Regions from separate parts of the Homo sapiens genome. Here all the other regions are linked to region 3. A link is a loop called in an ENCODE intact Hi-C map of the cell type or tissue named here. Cell type or tissue: IMR-90. All regions are shown on one strand.

Region 1 (8,000 bases), 140 kb after region 3:
AAAAAAAAAAGCAAAGCATCCTGGGGACAAAACTGCTGACTGGACTGCTAAGAGACAGGAGGGAAGAAAAAGGAGAATCAATGCAAGGGGAGAACATTGGAAAAGCAGGAAAGGCAGAAAGACCCACAAAACCTAAAGAGACTCAGCAAGGCAGAAATCAGGAGAGTTTTCCCCTTTCTATTAAAAATGTATTTTCTCGGCCAGGTGCAGTGGCTCACACCTGTAATCCCAGCACTTTGGGAGGCCGAGGTGGGCGGATCACCTTAGGTCGGGAGTTTGAGACCAGCCTGGCCAACATGGTGAAACCCCCTCTCTACTAAAAATACCAAAAATTAGCCGGGCGTAGTGGCGGGTGCCTGTAATCCCAGCTACTCAGCAGTCTGAGACAGGAGAATCACTTGAGCCCGGCAGGCGGAGGTTGCAGTGAGCGGAGATCATGCCACTGCACTCCAGCCTGGGCAACAAGAGCGAAACTCCGCCTCAAAAAAAAAAAAAAGTATTTTCTCATCTACCTGTAGATATGTCATTTTAAAACATGCTTTTCTTCTGCCTTGGCCTTCAAAGAGTGAATGCAAACCAAATATTCTTAAAATGCATTTGTGATCCAATAAACAAAGGGTCAAGTCTTCAACAGTGATTTACTATGTGACTTCTGGAAAGTCACTCAACTGTACTGAGGCTTTATGCCTCTCTTTTATTTAAAAGAAAAAAAATGCAGAGATTACCCCAGCCGGCTATAAGGAGAGCCCTCATTGTCTAACTCACTAGAAGTGCTAAAGAGCTGTTCTTTCATCTGAAACTACCTAGGGAGAGATTTTCTTACCATGAGCTTTTACATCCTCATTCATTTGAATTGGTGCTCTGGGAACCAGGCAGGGAACAGGTATTTTTATCTTACTTTAGTGGATAAGCAGTAGTGTAAATAGTGAAAAACAAAAAGGAGGGGGGGAGCCGGGCGCGGTGGCTCACGCCTGTAATTCCCAGCCCTTTGGGAGGCCGAGGCTGGTGGATCACACGGTCAAGAGATCGAGACCATCCTGGCTAACACGATGATAACCTGTCTCTATTAAAAATACGAAAAATTAACCGGGCGTGGTGCAAGCACCTGTAGTCCCAGCTACGTGGGAGGCTGAGGCAGGAGAATGGCATGAACCCAGGAGGCGAAGCTTGCAGTGAGCCGAGATTGCCTCACTGCACTCCAGCCTGGGCGACAGAGCAAGACTCCGTCTCAAAAAAAAAAAAAATGGATCTCTCTTTTATTACACTCCGATGCGTACCATAAAAAAGGCCCTGCCTTTCTCCTTCAGATAGAATTCAGAGACTAGGCTAAGTAGACTAGATTTGGGTGGGCAAATCCTGCTCTTTGGAGAGGGAAGGGACCCATAGACTAGCAGGGAGGCTGCTGGTGTCATGGAAAAGCTAAAACCCAGAGCCTCTCGCCTGAACCCAAGCCCCTCGCAGTTATGTGGGTTCACAGCCTTGGCTGCTCTGGCTTGGTTTCAATGCTGGAACTGAAGCAGGACTACATTCCATAACTCTCTGATACAGCAAGTCAGGGGTGACTGCGGAAGTAAAATCAGGATTAAGAATTCCCAGCCTGGGCTCTTAATGAGCAGGCAGAGTTATTTCCTCTTCTGTCCTTTCTTATATGCTCACTCCCAGTTTCTCTTTCTACAAAGTCTCCTCTCCATTCCTATTCAACTTGTAGGTGGCAGCCCCTTTTTTATTTATACTCTTTTCCAAACCACATCCTCCAGGAGGCTACTCAGATTACACCTGCCATTGAGGAATCCTTCCTTTACTTTGTTATTAGATCTCCAAATGTATCTATAAGAACAAGACCCTGCACACCCAAAAAGACAGCAGTAAATTAAGGGTGAGTTACATGCCTAGTGTAATTTATATGCTAGCATGTAAGTTAATACCATGTGGATGAAATCTAGATCTGCCCCTGTTAATGCAACCCCTTGGGCTCTGAAATTCTCACTTTTAGGAAACTGGTTTCTGCAGAGTTTCAGGGACTATGATTCCATCAGGCATGGGGCTGAGTCCCATGGTTGTTAGAATAACTGGGTGCTTTTGCTGTGTCAAATCCAGCCCTCGCCCTAAGCCCTAAGCTCTACCTCCCCAAGGACAAAGACTAAGTTAGAGAAGGTGCCCCAGTGGATGATGGCTTCATTCAGAACCACTCTGGGGCATCCAAGTCGGATTGCTTCTGAAGCATCTGCCTCTGCTTTTGTCACAGGATAAACCCCAATTTTGGACCTCCAAATTTGGGAAATTGGGGTTCATGTGGGTTCTTGACTTCATGCAGGAAGGAATTCAAGAGTGAACCAATACAGTGAAGTGAAAGAAAGTTCATTAAAAAAGTAAAAGAATAGTCCAGGTGCGGTGGCTCACGCCCGTAATCCAAACACTTTGGGAGGCTGAGGCAGGTGGATCACCTGAAGTCAGGAGTTCTAGACCAGCCTGGTCAACATGGTGAAGCCCCATCTCTACTAAAAGTACAAAAATTAGCTGAGTGTGGTGGTGGGTGTCTGTAATCACAGCTACTCAGGAGGCTGAGGCAGGAGAATTGCTTGAACTCAGGAGGCAGAGGTTGCAGTGAGCCGAGATCATGCCACTGCACTCCAGCCTGGGCAACACAGCAAGACTCTGTCTCAAGAAAAAAAAAAAGTAAAAGAATAAAAGGGTGGCTACTCCATAAGCAGAGCAGCCCCAAGTGCTGCTGGTTGGCTATTTTTACGGTTGTTTATTGGTCATATGAATTTTCCAGGAAAGAGGTGGGGGAATTCCCAGAAGTGAGGGTTCCTTCCTCTTTCAGACAATATAGAGTAATTTCCAGACATTGTCATGGTGTTTGTAAACTGTCATGGCACTAGTAGAGTGTTTTTTAGCATGTTAATATATTATAATTAATGTATAATGAGCAGTGAGGATGATTGGAGCTCATTTTCGTCACCATCTTGGTTTTGGTAGGTTTTGGCCAGCTTTTTTACATCTCATTTTATCAGATGGATCTTTGTGACCTGTACCTTGCAAAACAAGTCCTACCCAACTCCTGTCTCACTTTGAAGTCTAGGTTAGAAGAATCTCTAAAGACAGGAGGCCTCCCATATGTCAAAGAGGAAGGGAGGTTCCAAGTTCAGGGCCAGGAACAGAAATAGAGAAAGGAAGGACTATCAGGCAGGAGGAACCTTTCCCCTCTCCTTGGGAGGACACAAAATCACCAGGGAACAAAAAGAATGTCCTTTCTCTACCCTAAGTGATTCCTAACCACCATCCCCCAGCCCCCCAATCCCACCCCCAGCCCCCCACCCACCCCCACCCCCGCGCTGCTTTTCCTGATCTGGCAAAGAGAGAGTTCCCTTGCCCTTGCAGTAGACCCTTGGGCCAGGCCAGACCAGCTGACCACACACCAAGGAATCCCAGGACTGGGAAAGAGTGGGAGCATCCAGGTCAAGGGTCCTCTCCAGCCCCAGCCCCCACCGCAGCTGAAGGAATGCCGCAGGTGCAGTTTCCCAGCAGGATGGAGATGGTGCCTCTGTTCTTGACCGAAATTGTTTTCAGGACTGTACCTGCGTGAGATAGTGAGAGGGAGAGGGGCGAAGGGACGAAGGCGCGCCCGGAGAGGCGCGCGGGAATGCGGGAGCCGCGGGCGCAGAGGCCGCCGCTAGGGTGCAGCTGTGGGCTGACGTGGGAGCCAGGCCTGGGGTGGAGCCGCGCCGGAGCCGGGCCGGCAGCGCTGGCGAGGAGGTTCGGGTGTTGTGTTTCCACTGTAACTATAATTAGGCGGATTCAGTGTTTATTTAGGCTGAGAGCTGTAAGATAAATGACAGCTTCGAAGATGCTTTTCAGCACTTCGTAAATCACCCATCCGCCCGGGCAGTTTGCTGCTGCCACGTCTCGGTTCTCCCTCCGCGCGCTCCCTGTCCCCCCACTCACCTCGGAAGAGGGCACACCCGGGGACGACTCCGGAGCTGTCACCACAAAGGGCAGGAGGGCAAAGGGGAAATGGTGTCTGTGCTTCCCAGAGCCCTCAGCGCCCCGGAAGGGTACGGGGCAGCCTCCAGGAAAGCTGTCAGGAGACGCTTCCTCCCGAGGTGGTCCCGGCGGCCAAGTGGGGCTCGGTTGACGGGCAGGCTTGCCCTCCTCTGGGAGAATATGGTCTCTAATCGGCTCTAATTCAAGATCTCTTCCCTGTGCCCTGATGACACATCTGGAGATTTACAGGAGACGTTTGAGAAATATTTATAGTATGGGGACCGTTCTTTACCCTCCTGTGACTGTCTGCGCCTCTCTTGGGGGCTCAGGGTGGAAGGGCCCATGCCCTTTCCCATGGGAGAGTGCATTCTTGGAGAGGGTTGTGGACAGCAGGCCTGTCTCCCAGTGGGAGTTTGGAGCTCTCATGTCATTAGAAAGGGCAAAGACCTGGATGGCAACCCACCCTGCCTAGCCAGGCCTGGGCCTGATCAGTTCCCTTCGCAGGAAAAGGGAGCTCGGTGTGGGGAGGCCAGCGTTGGGCTCATCAGGCTTTGACTAGAAGCATCTAAACAGACCCAATGCAGAGGTGATTAACCCAACAGGGACCTGAATATGGTCCCTGGACCAGCGCCTTCCCTCACAGAAGTTTTGAATCAGAGTGGGTACTGCAGGGGCTCATGTCACACGTCAGGGCCAGCGCCATGGACCCTTCTCCCAGTATGGAAACTGGGAGAAGGAAATTAGTCTTGTGTAAAAGGAAACTGGATTTGGGGAAATTAGTCTTGTGAAAAATAACAAGTTAGCCTCTTTAGTAGAGATGGGGTTTCACCATGTTGGCCAGGCTGGTCTTGAACTCCTGACCTTGTGATCCACACGCCTCGGCCTCCCAAAGTGCTGGGATTACAGGTGTGAGCCACCCGCACCCGATTAGCTGGGCATGATGGCACGCGCCTGTAATCCCAGCTACCCGGGAGGCTGAGGCAGGCGAATCACTCGAACCCGGGAGGCGGAGGTTGCAGTGAGCCGAGATCACGCCATTGCACTCCAGCCTGGGCCACAGGGCGAGGCTCCATCTCAAAACAAAACAAAACGAAACAAAAAACAAACAACAACAACAAAAAACAAGTTAGCCTTCAGCAGCCAATAAGCCCTATAATTTTCTTATGAGGCCCATGATGCCAGGTTAGGTCATTCATGGTTTGGGAAGGTCCAGCCAAGCCACCAAGGAGACTGATTCCTGGCTTCAGACATCAAAGTACTGCTGAACTGGGGAGGGGCACCACACCACCACTGCTCTTTTCCCCATGCACAGACCTCCCCAAGGGATCTGCATTACCCCAGAGAGCAGAGCCATCTTCCCGCATCGAATGTGTGCGTATTGATACGTAAGGCACCATGGCCCCTGGGTTCTACGGCTACGATCCTCACTGCCCATGCCATGCCTCTAGGCCAAAATGCACCCAGCAAAGGAGTACATAGGCCAAATTCTGGCTTCAGAGATTGGAAGATTATCTATTGACATTTGTATTTGGTAGGGCATGAACGAGGTTGTTCTTTCTCCCACAAGGAAACCAAGCCGAGAGAACAGATGTAGTGGATCAAGTCCCCAATTCAGAGGCTCTGAGTCATTCTGTTAGTGTTGGATAACCCTGGGAGCTGTGTCAGGGTTTCATTCAGCTCTTCATTTATTCAGCACATATGACACACCTTCTCTGTGCTAGGTGTTGAAAATAAAATGATTAAAGACACGATTTCTTCAGCTTCTACTCTCATGTAAGAGATGGGAATAAAACAAATAATTACAAACGGGCTATAGTGGAGATGTATACAAAATAGGATGGAGTCTGGTACCTACTTAGCAAGGGTGATTCCTCTATCAGCAAGTGAGCCCAGTTCTCCATAGTGGGGCATTGCTGAAGTCTGAGTAACGCTGTTAAAAACAAACAAACAAAGAAACAAACAAAAATTATAGAGCCATGGTTAAGAGCATGGACTCTACAGTGAGACATATTTGAGTTTGAATTCCAACCCTGCCACTTACTGATTTCGGGATCTTGGGCAAGTTGTTTGACTTCCTTGTACCTCTTCTACAAAATGGGAATAATAACTGTTGCTGTTGTTATTATTATGTTTACTTCATAGGGTTGTAGTGAAGATTAAATGAGAGGGCTAGGCATGGTGGCTCATGCTTGTAATACCAGCACTTTGGGAGGCTGAGGCAGGTGGATCATCTGAGGTTAGGAGTTCGAGACCAGCCTGGCCAACTTGGTGAAACCCTGTCTCTACTAAAAATACAAAAATTAGCTGGGCATGGTGGCAGATGCCTGTGATCCCAGCTACTCAGGAGGCTGAGGCAGGAGAATGGCATGAACCCAGGAGGTGGAGGTTGCAGTGAGCCGAGATGGTGCCATTGTGCTCCAGCCTGGGTGATAAGAGCGAAACTCCATCTCAAAATAAAAAGATTAAATGAGAGAATGTGTATAAACTCTTTCCTGCTACACCATAAGTATCCCATACTCTAAATGTTAGGAATAGAAATAAATGAAGGAAGGAAGGAAGGAAAAAGAGAGAGAGAAAGAGAAAGGAATGCCTCTGTGTATAGGAACTAGGAAAAAATGCTCAAGTCCCCTGAATAAGAGAGAAGTAACTCTTACACAGCCACTGCCATCTTCTCCCTGGTTTCTAAGCCTTTATTGTGAATTGGGAGGCCTTGATTCTAATCCCAGCTCTTCCATTAGCTGGTAATACACCCTTGCTCAGTCTCTGGGCTCCCATTCCTCATTTGTAAAAAGAAAGGGGCAAACTCCCTTCTATAGTATTTTCACTTTTAACATTTGATGGCTCTGTTCAAGAATGCACACAAACTTTTGGAGGTGTGGATATGTTTATGGCATTGACTGTGGTGAAGGCTTCACAAATATACAACTAATCAAGTTGTACACATTAAATATGTTCAGCTTTTTGTGTGTCAATTATACCTTAATAAAGTGTCTTTTAAATGCACAGAAAAATATGAACAGTTAGGTATATTAATAATTTTACAAATCAACTAACAAAATGCATTGCTGCAGCAGTTTCTAAGCAATATTCTATCACTGATAAATGCCCTATGTGGTGCTCAAAATGATGACATATCAGCTGTCCTCAGTCCTGTCAAATATCTTTGTGACACTATTAACAGCCCAGCAACCACACTGAGGCTGTAGCAATGTCAAGGTTGAAGAGGTCAAATTTCCAAACCCAGGATTATTTTGAAAGTTTCCCTAAGCCCAAGATACTCAGAAGAAAAACTTAGATCTATTTTCTTTCCAAAACATGGATCTCTCTGATTAATTCGTCCTTGTCCTCTCAACCTTCTGTGTTCATTCCATTTAGTCAACATATACTGAATATTTCCCATATACCAGACCCTGGCTAGACACTTAGGATAAAAACAAATACTAGGCCGGGCACGGTGGCTCATGCCTGTAATCCCAGCACTTTGGGAGGCCGAGGCGGGCAGATCACGAGGTTAGGAGATCGAGACCATCCAGGCCAACATGGTGAAACCCCGTCTCTATTAAAAATATTTTTAAAAAAAGTTAGCTGGGCATGCTGGCGGGCGCCTGTAGTCCCAGCTACTTAGGAGGCCGAGGCAGGAGAACCGCTCGAACCCGGGGGGTGGAGATTGCAGTGAGCTGACATCACGCCATTGCACTCCAGCCTGGGTGACAGAGCCAGACGCCGTCTCAAAAAAAAAAAAAAAATACTAGTACAATTCCTTCCCTCAGCTGTGTATTGTCTTTTAAAGGGAGATATCTGAAGACATATCAAATAAATGCAATAAAATGCTGTTAGGTTTGTGACAGAAGTCTGCATAGGGAACACTGGGGTGCCAAGGAAGAAGTGGTCAGTTCTCTCCCATGCCTATGTGGTGCTCTGCACGCTATTGGTGTCCCATATGTGTTGGATGAATGAATGAGCTTACAAATAGCTTGGAGTAGAAGATCTGAGTGGGTGGAATAGTAGGAAGGGAA
Region 2 (8,000 bases), 190 kb after region 3:
CTGAGAATGCAGGCAAGGAAACTATCTAACCAGAATGGGGATATATTAGAAGTTTAACCTCAGATTCTGGTCCTTTCTGTGAAGGAAGCTGCTTCAGCTGGGGGCTTGGCAGGAGCAATCTAAATTCTCTCATTAGACCTTAAATGTCTCTATCTGCTCTCCCCAGCCCAAATCTAGGGAGGCCAAACCCAAGATCAAAGGTTGGGGCTAGGCCAGTGAGGTGGCTCATGCCTGTAATCCCAGCACTTTGGGAGGCCAAGGAGGGCAGATCACCTGAGGTCGGGAGTTCAAGACCAGCCTGACCAACATGGTGAAACCCCCATCTCTACTAAAAAATACAAAAATTAGCCGGGTGTGGTGGCAGGCACCTATAATCCCAGCTACTCAAGAGGCTGAAGCAGGAGAATCGCTTGAACCCGGGAGGCGGAGGTTGCAGTGAGCTGAGATCGCACCATTGCACTCCAGCCTGGGCGACAGAGCAAGACTCAAAAAAAAAAAAAAAAAGTTGGGGCTTAGGAAGTAAAGAATATTCATAATTTTTTCCTTCTTTCTTTCTTTTTTTTTCAGGCAGGGTTTCGCTCTGTTGCCCCAGGCTAGAGTGCAATGGTGTAATCACGGCTCCCTACAGCTTTGACCTCCTGGGCTCAAGCGATCCTCCCACCTCAGCCTCCTGAGTAGGTAGGACTACAAGCATGCACCACCACAAGTTTTTCACTATGAGATGAATTGTTTTTGTTGCTGTTAGAGAAAGGATATTTCTTTTAATGCAAGCTAATTAAACTGTCATAAATCTGGTTGAGAACCTTAGACTGTATGTAGTACATATTGTAATGGGATTAGTGCTAGCTATGTGGGCCAGAATAGTTGGGTTCAAGCCCTTGCTTGGCCATTTTTTTTTTTTTTTTTTAATACAGGGTCTCACTTTGTCACCCAGGCTGGAGTGCAGTGGCGCAATCTCGGCCCGCTGCAACCTCTGCCTCCCAGGCCCAAGCAATCCTCCCACCTCAACCTCCCAAGTAGCTGGGATCACAGGTGTGTGCCAACATACCCAGCTAATTTTTTGTATTTTTGGTAGAGATGGGGTTTTACCATGTGGCACAGGCTGGTCTCGAACTCCCAAGCTTGGGCAATTCACCCGCCTCAGCCTCCCAAAGTGTGGGATTACAGGCGGGAGTCACTGTGCCTGGCCTTTGCTTGGCCACTTCTTAGCATTGTGGCCCTGGACAAGTTTCTTGATTTCTATTAGTCTCAGCCTCGGAGAAAAAGAATGGGTTTAATACTACTTATCTTGCTGCCTTGTTAGTAGGATTAAAGCAAACAAGAAAATACAAACCACAGGGAACTCTCTAAATGTATGATATTAACTTTAAATCACATTCTGAAATGCTATGAGTCAGTCTTCTGCTTTTTAATATAACTAGCATATTAAAATATGGAAATAAGTAGGCTGGGTGCGGTGACTCATGCCTGTAATCCCAGCACTATGGGAGGCTGAGGCAGGCAGATCACCAGAGGTCAGGGGTTCGAGACCAGTCTGGCCAACATGGTGAAACCCTGTGTCTATTAAAAATACAAAAATTAGCCGGGCGTGGTGGCACACACCTGTGGTCTCAGTTACTCAGGAGGCTGAGGCAGGAGAATTGCTTGAACCTGGGAGGTGGAGGCTACAGTGAGCCGAGATCACGCCATTGAACTCCAGCCTGGGTGACACAGTGAGATTCTGTCTCAAAAAACAAAAAACGAAAAACGAACAAAAACTTATCTATCTATCTATCTATCTATCTATCTATCTATCTATCTATCTATGTGTGTGTGTGTGTGTGATAGGAGGAGAATAGCATTTAGGCTATATTTTCATGTAACATAGCACCATATATTATACAATATAATATGTACTTTATCATATGCAAATTTCATTGAGAATTGAGAAGATTGGCTCTGTTTAGGCAAAGGATTTTCTTCTAACCTGAAGGGTTTCTTGAAAACCAAAGCCTAATATTTTATGCCTATAAAGAATCCAAATTATTAAAATTGCAACAGAAAGGTTTGTGGTTGGATATTAGAAAGAACTTCTTGATTTTCCAAACATTGGGGAAAAGTTTTCTAGGGAGGATGTTGTCTCTTCTTCCTTAAGGAATTTCGCTTGGAAACTGTCCATCCTAGAGGTGACCTGACTTCTGGATCTAGACAGATCAGCAAGATGTAAACTTCCATCTGGAGTCAATAATTGGGGGCATGATTAAATAATGACTGAGATCTTTCTAAAAGGAAAGGTTAGCGTGACATGAAGAATTAAAATAATTTTCTACTTAATCGAGTTTATCTAAATGCAATAGTTTTTTTTTGGCCAAAATATCTGCTTTGGAAATCTTAGCCAAACAGTGATCAAGCTGAATTTGGGTCTGAATGACTATACAGATTGTGATTTTTCTGCAGTTGTTGGGGGAGAGAGAAAGTTTTTTTTTTTTTTTTGAGACGGAGTCTTGCTCTGTCACCCAGGCTGGAGTGCAGTGGCGTGATCTCGGCTTACTGCAAGCTCCGCCTCCTGGGTGCACGCCATTCTCCTGACTCAGCCTCCCAAATAGCTGGGACCACAGGCGCCTGTCACCACGCCCGGCTAATTTTTTCGTATTTTTAGTAGAGACAGGGTTTCACTGTGTTAGCCAGGATGGTCTCGATCTCCTGACCTCGTGATCCGCCCGCCTCAGCCTCCCAAAGTGCTGGGATTACAGGCGTGAGCCACCGCGCCCGGCCCCGGAGAGAGAGAAAGTTTTAAGAGGGCTCCTTTACTATTCATTCTCTCCTCTGAAGAGGAAGATCTCTTTCCGGCACTAAATATCTACCTTACCCTGAATGTGGACAGAGGGATGGCTGGAGGAGAGAAGAGGGGTAGGCAGAGCTGGGCTGGAGAGATCAGTGGAGGATCTGGGCTATAATCAGCCTCAGCAGGCAGAAGATGAATTGAGGCCCTACAGGCCACCTTCTGCAAAGTGAGGACTGAGAGTACATCCCAAGAAGATCTGCAGTGGGGCCAGCAAGTGCTTGTCAGAGACTTGGGTAAAGATGGGTAGGTGAATTCAGCAGTGCTGTTTAGGGAGTCTCAGAAATTGTGCCTATGCTCTGATGCCCCAGCAACCAGATTAAACATAACTAAAAGGGACTGTTAAAGTCTAGAACATCATGTCAAAAAAGAAGTTTGGTGGCTCTTTTTATATGAAATGGCCTACTTAAAAAAACAAACAAACAAAAAACAAAAGAAAAAGAGTAAACATAACCAAATGTTGGGGGAGGTGGCAGAGGATGAAAGTCAAAGGAAAACTTGGCTAGGATACTTTTTAATACTCATATTTATTGAATACCAGGCACCTGGCAGACAATGCTGCACCCGATTACCTGCTTGTTGAAAAGATTTTGCTCTCTACTCATTTAAATAAAGATAAATGCATGATTATTGGTGTAAAGATACTAATTAAAATGTATTGACCAGGCACAGTGGCTCACGCCTGTAATCCTAGCACTTTGGGAGGCTGAGGCAGGAGGATCACTTGAGCTCAGGAGTTCAAGACCAACCTGGGCAATACAGTGAGATATCATCTCCACAGAATATTTTAAAACTAGCCGTAAAAAATAAATAAATAAAATAAATAAAAGGCCAGGGGAGGTGGCTCACACCTGTAATCCCAGCACTTTGGGAGGCCGAGGCGGACGGATCACTTGAGGTCAGGAGTTCGAGGCCAGCCTGGCCAACATGGTGAAACCTCATCTTTACTAAAAATATAAAAATTAGCCAGGCGTGGTGGCAGGTACCTGAGGTCCCAGCTACTTGGGAGGCTGAGACAGGAGAATCACTTGAACCCAGAAGGTGGAGGTTGAAGTGAGCCGAGATCCTGCCACTGCACTTCAGCCTGGACAACAGAGTAAGCCTCCGTCTCAAAAATAAATAAATAAATAAATAAATAGCCAGCCAGCTGCGGTAGCTCATGCCTGTAATCCCAGCACTTTGGAAGGCCAAGGCGGGCAGATCACCTGAGGTCAGCAGTTTGAGGCCAGCCTGGCCAACATGGCGAAACCCTGTCTCTACTAAAACTACAAAAATTAACCGGGCATGATGGCGGGCGCCTGTAATCCAAGCTACTCAGGAAGCTGAAGCAGGAGAATTGCTTTAACCCAGAAGGCAGAGGTTGAAGTGAGCCGAGATCACGCCATTGCACTCCAGCCTGGGCGACAAGAGCGAGACTCTGTAAAAAAAAAAAAAAAAAAAAAAAAAAAAAAATTAGCCAAACTTAGTGGCTCGCACCTGTACTCCTAGTTACTCGGATGGCTGACATGGGAGGACCACTTGAGCCCAGGAGGTTGAGGCTGTGGTGAGCTGTGACTGCACCACTCCATTCCAGCCTGGGTGACAAAGTGAGACCCTATCTCAAAAAATAAAAGAAAATTTGTTAAAATGGCCCCACCAGATTCACGTGAGGTAGGTCACTGTCAAACACCAAGAGTTACTTAACAGCACAAGACATCGGCCATAATAAACAGTTAATACATTGTTTGTGAAGACTAAATAATATATACTAAAGAATATGCATATATTAATGTAGAGTACATTAGAGGCATTTAATTCTTACATTTATTTCACAGATAGAGAAACTGAGGTCCAGAAAGGGGAATAGACTTGCTCAGGCATAAGTTAACTTTTTTTTTTTTTAATGACTCAGGGTTACCATGATTGCGAGTAATTCCTCAGTCTAATGGTCCTTTGCTTTCACTGTAATATTAATGGGACATGCCTCTTAAAAGAATGATTCACTAAGAGCAGGGCAGACTGACGAGCAGCTTTCCGGGCTGCACTGAAACCTTCCCACTCCAACCACAGGGAATTTATAACCACTCTGTGCTACAGACCACTCACAATTGGTCCTGACCCAAGAGGAACCCTGCCCCAATCAGGATGGAATAAGTGAGTGCGGCCACTTGGAGCTGCCCTCTAATCTGCCACCACCACTGGGGTCTGCTGCCCTATCTGGGAACCACCCCCTCTTCCCCTTACTCCTCCATGGCCAACTGGGAAAACTCAAGCTAAAAAGGATGACCCAAGAGATGAAAGAAGGAAAAGAAGTTAATTCGGAACACAGGGATCCTGAATTGCAATCCTTTATGAATCCCAAATTGCCAGGCATTCCCTTGAATCTGAATTGGGTAGGGAAATTGAAGATGGGAGTCACTTCCTTCTGCAAATTCATTGCCTCTTTGTGCTGCCGTGGTATCATCAGAGACGGTGAGTTTCATAAATTTGGAAAGAAGACAGCCAGCAACGCTTTTGTGTTTCCTGTAAAAAGAGTTTCAACTCCTCTCCAATAATCAGCCAAAGACAACACCTGGACTAAGACCTCTCACCCCTAGGATATCCAAAGTACCTGAATCTAAACAGGTACATTGAGCCTTTGGTTGGCTCACCACTACTTTGGCAGGAAGGAATCAGGACTGATGCAGGCCCAGGCAGGAACAAAGATTCCCTGCCATTTGAGCTACTGGTTTGGGTTGGGAGAATTGGAAGGCAGGGGCCAGGTAAAGTGAGTCAAAAATTCTGAAGCATGGAGGAAGGCAGAAAGCAAGGTGGCACTGTGATCTAGCAGTACTTCTCAAACTTTTAAGTGTACATAAATCACTTGGGGAGCTGCTAAACTGCAAATTCTGATTCAGTAGGTCTGATTCAGGGGCCTAAGATTCTGTATTTCTAAGTAGCTCATAGGTAGTGCTGATGCTGCTGGTCCATGGAGCAGCCAGGCTGCAGAGAACTGGTGCATCGGAGGCCCTTGAGTGCTGCAGACCATGATGGGGGATAGGAATTCTCTCCTGCAGAGCCAACTCTGCATTTTTTTGGCATTGAGGAAGGGTGCTCTCATTTTGACCAAAGAAACTGGAAGGTAGGACATTAGCAAGATCCTTGTGATATTCTTGATCTTTGTAACAACCTGCTATAGCTAGCTGCAAGAGCATTTTTAATTAGACCAAATTATCTAGTTTGACTGTCCATAGAAATCAAAGCCCCAGCTGAAATATCTGTTCATTTTGCTAGTGTAGAGATGGCTTGTGTGCTGTGATTTTTAAGATGTTAAACACTGCCTGTGGGCATATTTTATGGAGAAATAAACACACAGCCCAATGAGATGTATAGCGTAGTTTTAATATATTGTATATTCCCTTATTTATGGGGAAAATAAACACATAAGCCAATAAGCTGTGTATTACTACTTTAATATATTGAATTTATTTCATACCTATATATTTTATGAGGGAAAATAAGATACATGACATTATTATAACACATCTAATTGTTCTATATTTATTTATGAGAGAAATAAGTGCAATTTAACATGATGTAAGATTAATGCACGAGATGAATTCTATATTAAGACAGTTTAAGGGATTAAGTTCCAGCTAACTAAGAGGTGTGTACTTCCCACACTGAGGGACCCATTTTAAAATATGCAAAGGGCCTGTCTAGTCCTCTGTGTCACAACCTATGTTGGCTCCTGGCTTATCCTGACAATTGCTGCCTCTGGGTGACTGGTACTCTAAATCCCGGTCCTGTTGGTCCAGGGGAAAGTCTGGAGGCCCAGGAAATAAACTGCTTTTTGAGAAGGGCAGCATCTGCCGGGGAGATAGCCCCGTAGTGTCTGTTTCTGAGCGGGAGAAATATTAAAGAAACCTAAGGAGGATGGATGGCTTTCCGGGGACCTTTAAACCTCCACCTTCCCAGAACAAACCAGGAGGCAGATGGGGGAGATCGATCCTTGCTTCCCGCTTACCAGGTTTACAAGGAACCAGGCAGGGTGTGGTGGGGGATAGACAGGACATGGTGTTGATACGTGAAATGAAGTTGTTGGTCAAGACTGGTGGGTCTGCATTCAGAGAAAGCTCTGGCCTGGCTTCAAATCCCACAGCGAAGAATCAAAAGTCAGACTGGATGAGGCACACCCAGGCCCGCAGACCCGCCGCTCTCCTTCCCTTCCCACATCCACCCGGACTCTCCTTCCATCTCGCGTCCTCAGCGTCCGTTGGGCTCCACTTTAAAAATAAAAAAATCAAACTAACTAAAACGAAGGTGGGACCCCCCAGGCTCCCCTTCTTCCCTGGCCTCTGGAAAATCCAGCTGGGAGGACGCAGGGGCGGGGGCAGATCCCGGCTGGGCCGGCGCCTCCTGCAGCGGCTGTCATGGCGGCCACAGCTTCTTCCCTCGCCCCCCCCCCGGCCCGCCGCCCGGCCCCAGCGCCATTTTGAGCATCGTCTTTGCTTCCCTGTCTCCCTCCCGCTCTCCTCGCTCCTCCTTCTCTCCCCGCAGGTCCAGCGCCTCGCGACGCTGCCGGGCCACCCTGGGCTTCTCGCCCGGCTGCTGCTTGGATGGTCTCCCAAACCCCAGCAGCCCGAGTCCATGGGTGTCCCGGCAGCGCCACATTTCTCAGCTGGCCTCTTTTCTTGCCCACTGGGAAGCCAGTTACCATCCCTGGGTGCGGGACCCTGCTTCCCGAGAAAATCCCCGACCCCACTCCACTCCTTGGAGAGCCACCTACAGCTCCCAAAGAGGCCCGGCTCAAGCCCCAGGCCTCGCGTCCCTAGGCTTCTTGAGTTCGGAAAAAGGTCCTACACCGGCTTCGGTCATAAGAAGCAAAAGCCTAGGAAGCCCTTGGATTGTTCCCAATTCCAGTAAACTTCTGCCCCCGCCACGACCCTGAAGACTGTCCACAGGCTTCCTCTCCTTTCACCCTCCTCTGTTCGCTGTACACTCTCTCCCTCGACCTGCCCATCTCTATTTCCAAGCAGAGGCCCCAGAACCACCCGCTCAGGACCAAAGACCCTCTGCTGAGGGGCGGGGAGGTGACCCAGCTTCCTGCAAACTCCCGACTTTTGCCGGAGCCGTGGGCGAAGCGGCCATCAATCGGGTCACCTTTGTACCACCCGGACTTCGCCGGCCCTGGAGGCTTTGCTGCCATATGGGCCGCTGA
Region 3 (8,000 bases):
CTTCAAAAATGTGGCAAATCCACCATTAAAGAAAAAGAACCTAGCCAGGCACAGTGGCTCACACCTATAATCCCAGCACTTTGGGAGGCCAAGGCAGGTGGATGGCTTGAGCCTAGGAGTTCAAGACCAGCCTGGGCAACATGACAATACCCCATCTCTACAAAAAGTAGAAAAATTAGCCAGGCATGGTGGCTTGTGCCTGTGGTCCTAGCTACTTGAGAGGCTGAGACATGGGGGGATCGTTTGAGCCAAGGAGGTAAAAGCTGCAGTGAGCCATGACTGTGCCACTGCACTCCAACCTAGACAACAGAGTGAGCCCTGCCTCAAAAAAAAAAAAAAAGAAAAGAAAGAAAAGAAGAAAGAAAAAAAGTACATGCTCACATTCTAAGTGTTTTAAAAAACATGCAGATCAGGAAGGGCTTTTTTTTTTAGTGAACTTTTTATTTTGGAATAATTTTAGATTTATGTAAGTGTTGCAAAGATAGTACAGAGTTCCTACATACCCTTCACCCAGTTTCCCCCAATGTCAACTTCTTACATAATTGAGGTCTATCTGCCAAAACCAATAAATTAACATTGGTATATTGCTATTAACTAAACTACAGACTCTATTTGGATTTCACAAGTTTTCCATTAATGTACTTTTTCTGTTTTGGGATCCAATCCAGGGTATCACATTGCCTTCACAGTCTCAGTTTTTAAAGTCTTACCCAAAACACCTGCCTGGATTTGGCACTTGCTTTCCTAACTTCAGATGGAAAAGTCACTTCCACGTGATTCCTATGGTTTCTGAGTATAGTCACCCAAGGTGTGCTTTCAACAGCCACCCCTGGTGTCAAACATGAGACAGTTCCTCTGTAAAGTACACAACGACATAGATATACAACTCAATGCAGCAAAACAGAGCCTAGGTCAGTAGTACAAATGGTTGTGGTGCGGGAACATTTAGAAATAAGCTTTACACCCAAGTGCAATTAGTTCCTGATGATGGAGATGTTGTTATAAGTGTTTTTAGTGTCATATCAAGTGACCCAGTTCCCTTGGGCACACACAGAAACAAGGCTATAATACCATATAAATATACACTCCCATGTAATTGAAATGATTACAACTACTGAGGATGCATGGGTGAAAAGTTTTATAGAAGAACAGCAATTATTGTGGTCATTTTGGATTTGTTTAAGAACATCATTTTTCTTTAAAACATAACTGTACGTGTTCTCTGGATTTGTCTATAGCTCTGACAATTGCAGTTCTAAATGGCCACAACTGTAGTCCAGTGGGATCAGACATAAATGATCACAAACTATAGTGACAGACATTTCCACTCAGCAGCTCTACAATTAGGGCTTAGAACTCTATCTGCTTAGAGTGGATTTCTCACAAGCAAGACCCCTTGCCACTGGAGACACATTTTCCCACTGCAACTCCCTCAGAATCAATATATTTCTATACAGATATATATTCTAACACATCATATCTCCATTAATCACATCCACTACCTTCAGTCCTTTCTCTTTGTATTTCTAAACAAGATCTAGTGGAACTATATCAAGGGTTCACCTGCTATTAGCAGGTAATTTGCTCCTGTAGCCTAAGTGTCATAAGAATTGGGCGTTAGATACACTCCTTGGTATATTCAATGGCAGGTTCTCCACCCAGTACATGTTGAGGGGCCCATAAGCAGGATGATTTCTCTATTCTTTTCTGAGAGTCAAACTCAATTTCATTCATGCTCCACAGAGTGATAAGTTGTGAATTTCTGAGGGTTGGAGCAGAAAGATAAAGCAGCTTTGTGTCAGGTGTAAGGTAATTATTTCCTAGGGTTTCTGTGCTATTTGTTTTTATTCCCTGTGTTTTCATTAACAGTTAATGAGTTTTCCCCCTTAATTCTGAAACAATAGTCTTGGCCACTAGAAGTTGGCTTTTTCTGCCACAGATTCAACCAGCTGTTGCTGCTCCATAAACTTTATGGAGAAGTGAATTAAACTGCTAAAACTTCATTTACTAATTCAATTCCAAATAAAACAGGGAGAAAAATGAACCATGATGATGTTCCCCTTGTAACTATTTTAGTTCACAGCAAATCCGTTTAGTCCTGAATTTGCAGATACTATTTTGAGACAAAAACAGGCCATAATGACAATTTTACCAGAGAAATGAGAAAGAAATTTAAAAAGACAGAAAATGGTTTAAGCATTAAAAAAAGTGAGAAAATAACAAATAACAGAGAAAACATATATGTTTGCTTATTCAATATGTAAAGTCTCGATTTTTTTTGTTAGTCTACATCATCGTCTTTTATTTCTCTTCAAATTAATTGTGAGCTATATTATAAAGACTCTATTCATATTTGCAACCAACTGTTTATATGGCGTGGTTAAAAACTAAGGTTTGCAGCCGGGCGTGGTGGCTCATGCCTGTAATCCCAGCACTTTGGGAGGCCGAGGCAGGCAGATCACCTGAGTTTCGGGTTTGAGACCAGCCTGACCAACATGGAAAACCCTGTCTCTACTAAAAATACAAAAAAATTAGCCAGGAATGGTGGTGCATGCCTGTAATCCCAGCTACTTGGGAGGCTGAGGCAGGAGAATCGCTTGAACCCGGGAGGCAGAGGTTGCGGTGAGCCGAGATTGTGCCATTGCACTCCGGCCTGGGCAACAAGAGTGAAACTCCATCTCAAAAACAAACAAACAAAAAAGAACAACAACAACAACAACAACAAAACACTAGGGTTTGCTATTACTTCACCAAGTATCTCTGGATTATATAAGGAAATTTAGATTAATTTAAAATTGAAAAATTTTAAATTATTGTTGTTGTTGGAAGGAAACACATGACTTCCTATTCTATTTAATATTTAAGATCCCATAAGAAATACAGCTCCCTCTTTAAACTAATAAATTCTCACTAAAATGCTATAAATAAAGCTCCCTGATCCAAGTCCAGTTAGTTTTCATGCTTGATAGCATTAATATTGCCAGATTTTCATGGGCCAATTTAATAGTAATACAGCTCCCAAAGCTGAACTATAGTAAGGTTAGCAAAACTGCAGCTTATTGGTCCTTATTATAACCATTCAACTAAGTTATTGAATCTAATACCAACTAAAGATATATGTTGGGTACAGATGTGACCATATATGAAATGTTACTCACACATAAGTATATTATAGAGCACATTTGCTGCACCAAAACTAAAATTCTGTCAACACTTCCATTATAAATTACATACCATTTTGCACATATTCATGCATTAGAAAATGTACTGTGTTTTCCAGAGAACATCCTAGAGGCTTCACCAATTTCTAAATATCCATTTGGATCTGTGTGGTTAGTTCTTGTGATTAATCCATGTATAGTGAAGGACTCAAATTCTTCTCTGTTCTATACAGTCGGACTTTCTGCCTATCTCTCTTTTTTTTTTCCTTTACTACACCTATCTATAATTCAATGTATAAATATTCCTTTTTTCCCCCCAAAGCCCTGGCAGTGAGTGTAATGGTACTGAATGTCATTAAGTCTACAGAATAAATGATAGGTCAGGTAAAGAAAGTTTCCATTTATCATTCTTTTAAAAAGTTGCTCCAACTGGATCTCAAATGTACAAGAAGTAAATTGAACCTAAGACTACAGTTTTTAGCTTAGCTTAGTAAAAAACTACAGTTTTTTACTGTTTGCTAATTATGTAATCATGCTAAGAATAACAGCCTTCTTAAGAACCTTTAGAGATAACATTTGAGGAGAGTGGCACAGTCTAAATAATCACAAATGGAGCCAAATTGATTAGACACTCTTAGTATAATCACTATAACAACACCTGTGAATCCAACAACCGAAAGGGCAGCATAGCTTAATGATATTCTCAGAATGAACTATATCTGTCAGTGGTGGATTGGACAGGAAAATGTCAGTGGGAGCTAATTGAAAAGTTCTTTTTTTCTTTTTTTCCCTCAAGAAAATGGTCCTTTGTAATGCAGTTTTTAATTTTGACCAGTAGGGTGAGCTGTAGTGTGTAGCATCATCCTAGTTCTTAAAAAAAGAAAAGAAAAAGAAACAAGAAAAGAGAAAAAAAAAAAAAAAGCAGCCACTGTCTTCTCCTCTCCCACCCTGTAAGAAAATGCTGGGATTTTTAACCCTTCTTAGGTTTCACATAAAGGCATAACTCCTGGATGTTAACAAACTGTAGGGCTGGCAGCAACAAATATAAACCAGATAATTGTATATGTGACAACCCACACTTCATAAAGCAAATTACAGCCTGTCAGCAGTCATTCCAGCTTCACACTAACACATTCCATCTACCACTGGTATTGTTCAACTGGTACTAAAATGGAACCTGCTGAGTGGGAATATTTTCAACAGTAATGAGATTTTGACATAATTCAAAATATATAAACCTAGGTATTTGGTAGTATGTGGATAAATATATTGTAAAATGAATGCACTTATCATATGGCAACCAGGCAATCATAATCTGGAATTATTGGCTCATAGTTCTGTTTTCTTTGGGCCACTGTATTCTCAGTCCTTAATTCTTATTACAAAGCTATCCAACTGAATTTTCAGTATCTTTTGACATATAGGAGAAAGTTAGCTATAATAATAATAATTATATAATAGCTAGCTAAACTCTTACTGGGTACAAGCTCTGGGTCAAGACTTTTTGTGGACTATCTCATTTAATCCTCAAAACAATCCTGAGATGTATTATTATCCCAAAGATGAAGATAAAGAAATTGAGACACAAAGATGAAATAACTTACCCAAAGTCATATAGGTGACTCATAAGTGGCAGGGCCAGGCTTTCACCCCAACTTGTCTGATTACTAAGCTCTTGTTCTAATCCACTGAACTATATAGCCTGAAAATCTGCATGTTTAATAAATCATGATCATTACTCAAAGGCAAGGCATATTGAATGACAGCCAGTGAGTTGACTTTATGGTATATACTATCAATTAGTATTTTAACTTTAATAAAGTAAATCTATAAATTATGATTATTAGTGATAATAGCAGTAGTCACGTTAGGTATGGAGAGTAGAACTGACAGACAAAACAAAATTTGGTCAATGATTTGGTCAAGAAAGAAGTGGTCCAATTCATAGTTGAAATTTATTATCGAGTAATGTAGTAATTTTTTCAAAATATCACTTTTTGGTATGAATTTCATGCTTGCAAAATTTAGAACAGCCACCTCAGGCTTAGTGAAATCAATATACTGATTTTTTTCCAGCACCTTCTGTTTGATTCTGTTGGATACTTAAATATAGCATTGACCTGGCTTGGTTAAAGAATGTGTTTCCTTTCTGGCACCATCATGCTTTAAGTCTCAGAGCAGGAAAAGCCTTTGAAAAATATATAATGCCACATAAATGTAGCAATTTTATTACTATTGGTTCATCTTGCTTTCTTGTCCCATCTTTCCTTTCTCCCAAACAGCAAGTTGTAGTAGGCCTTAGCACTTATTTACAATCCTGATACATTTTGGGGTCTACTATGCCCCAATTGGTAAGCCAACATTACTTAAGAAACTTCTTGAGAGAAACTACAAGGCTAGTTGGATTCCAATATCTTCCATTAAAGAAGAATGAGATGGCCGGGTGCAGTGGCTCATGCCTATAATTGCAGCACTTTGGGAGGCCGAGGCAGGTGAATCACCTGAGGTCAGGAGTTCAAGATCAGCCTGGCCAACATGGCAAAACCCCATTTCTACTAAAAATACAAAAATTAGCTGGGCGTGGTGGCAGGTGCCTGTAATCCCAGCTACTTGGGAGGCTGAGGCAGAGAGAATTGCTTAAAACCCAGGAGGCAGAGGTTGCAGTGAGCCGAGATCGCGCCATTGCACTCCAGCCTGGGTGACAGAGCAAGACTCTGTCTCAAAAAAAAAAAAAAAGAAAAGAAAAGAAGAAAGAAGAAGAGGAAGAAGAAGAAGAAGAAGAAGAGGAAGAAAAAGAAGAAGAAGAAGAAGACATGTTGTACAGGCTACAGGTAGATATAAGAAATGTTTTTCAAAAGTCCAAGGAGTAAAAATAAAATAATACATAGTAAAGAATGGATTATGGGTAAGATTAGCAGGCCTAAACATGTGAGCCAGCTTTTAACATACTGAAGAAAGGGTAAGTTTTCTTTGTGATAACATAAACCTCCAATACCACTAAAGCTGTAATGGCAAATGGTGACAAGATTCAACCTCCCCATGCCACATCCCACTCCAAACAGGGATTCTCATTCACATATTTGACAACATGTATGTAACATCATTATCAACAGCCAAAACCTCTCACTGTCAAGAATTCAGTTCAATATTTGGTTCCTTGGAAAAAAAGTTTCACATGAAAAAGTATCTCTTTATTTAAAAAAATTACTTTTTAATTGAGGCATCACTAACACAAGTAAAGTGCATAAATCTTAAGGGTAAGTGGTATCACTTTTTAAGTTTAGGAAAATACATTTTAGAGATTAATCATGATCAATAACTTTTCCAGGATGGCAAATGTGTGTTAAATTCACATCAGCTGACAAGGACCGATAGGGTTCACAAGATTGGTTCTTCCACTACTTGCCTCACAAGAGTCAGCAGAAACTGGAATCTTTATTTTATATGTCATATAAATCCCCTTGCCTATAACTTAGCAGTCCCTTTCCTGTGCTAGTGATACTTAGCCATCTTCATAAACAAGTTTCTGAGAGAAGCATGTGTTGATGAGAAGCCAAATGAAAAATAAATGCTTTCTAATAGAATTGGGTCCACCTATTACATTATTTAGCCTCAAAATATCAAGCAAATTCATTGGGTTTCAGGTCTGAAGTCTTAACCTACTTACTCACAAAAAAGTTTTAAGCAAAAAAAACAAAAAAGCTTGTATTCAAATGGACTACACTTTTCTCTCAATATTTTGTGTTTAGAACATGAAAGTTTGTTAGAGGCACAAGTCTTGATGAACACTAATTCTTATGTAAAAATTCTATGCTCAGAAACTGTACTCCTCACCTGATTTTCTGTGTTAGTCCAGGAATAATACCTTCTAAGAGAAATCATTTATAAGTTGTTTTTTTCCTCAACCAAAGTCCCCTGGGCTAATCAAACAAACTTAAAGCAGTCATTAATTTTCAGTGACTTGATTTTCCTTGACATCTATGTGAAGACGAAAATCTGAAGTTCTGTGAACTTCTAAAAAGACTAAGATGGGGTAAGAAAAGATATCATTATCAGTCACCATGAGTATTATACAATACTAATTTAAAATTGTTATTATTTTTGTTTTGTTTTTGTTTTGAGACAGGGTCTCACTCAGTCACCCAGGCCAGAGTGCAGTGGTGCAATTGCAGCTCCCTGCAGCCTTGACCTCTCAGGCTCAAGTGATCCTCCCACCCCAACCTCCAAAGTAGCTGGGACCACAGGTGCACACCCCCATGCTTGGCTAATTTTTGTATCTTCTATAAAGATGGGGTCTCTCTGTATTGCCCAGGCTGGTCTGGAACTCCCAGGCTCAAGCAATCAGCCTCCCTCGGCTTCCCAAAGGGCTGAGATTACAGATGTGACCCACCATGACTGGCCATATAATTTATTTTTAAATTCACTTTTTCACTTGAGGCCAGGAGTACGAGACCAGCCTGGCCAACATGGCAAAACCCCATCTCTACTAAAAATACAAAAATTAGCCGGGCATGGTGGCACATGCCTGTAATCTCAACTACTTGGGTGGCTGAGGCATAAGAATTGGTTGAACCTATTGGTGGGGGTTGCAGTAAACTGAGATCGTGCCACTGCACTCCAGCCTGGGTGACAGAGCGAGACTCTGTCTAAAAAAAAAAAAAAATTCACTTTTAAGTGATAAGTAAACTCAACACACCTATATATACCAACGTTCTCAAACATTAAACAACAGAGAATGCTGCTGTTTTATACCATCATCAGGGCCTTTCCCATTAATTAACATTTCAAAATAAATAGGCCAGGAGCAGTGGCTCATGCCTATAATCCCAGCACTTTGGG

The links. A loop is a pair of places that touch in the nucleus more often than their neighbours do. Peaks named below come from ENCODE experiments on the same cell type or tissue, not always from the same donor. Only the 100,000 strongest peaks of a DNase experiment are listed, where the experiment ranks them.
Region 1: it touches region 3 in a loop (5-fold over the local background); 10 of 110 quality-filtered maps call a loop at or near these places.
Region 2: it touches region 3 in a loop (5-fold over the local background); 2 of 110 quality-filtered maps call a loop at or near these places.

Annotation. Positions count from the first base shown.
Region 1 is chr17:48,489,007-48,497,006 of GRCh38, forward strand. No RefSeq gene overlaps it. Among named protein-coding and RNA genes, the nearest start is that of HOXB1, 38 kb to the right of the region's middle. In IMR-90, a CTCF peak has its summit at 3,667; DNase peaks (open chromatin) are centred at 3,735 and 5,605; H3K4me3 peaks cover 486 bases; H3K27ac peaks cover 767 bases.
Region 2 is chr17:48,534,567-48,542,566 of GRCh38, forward strand. No RefSeq gene overlaps it. Among named protein-coding and RNA genes, the nearest start is that of HOXB-AS1, 5.8 kb to the right of the region's middle. RefSeq lists an enhancer at 2,361-2,655. In IMR-90, no CTCF peak of the experiment used is centred here; DNase peaks (open chromatin) are centred at 4,795 and 7,315; H3K4me3 peaks cover 1,551 bases; H3K27ac peaks cover 2,626 bases.
Region 3 is chr17:48,348,016-48,356,015 of GRCh38, forward strand. The region is part of intron 3 of SKAP1 (src kinase associated phosphoprotein 1); the gene reads right to left. Among named protein-coding and RNA genes, the nearest start is that of SKAP1-AS2, 58 kb to the left of the region's middle. In IMR-90, a CTCF peak has its summit at 3,996; a DNase peak (open chromatin) is centred at 4,016; H3K27me3 peaks cover 2,955 bases.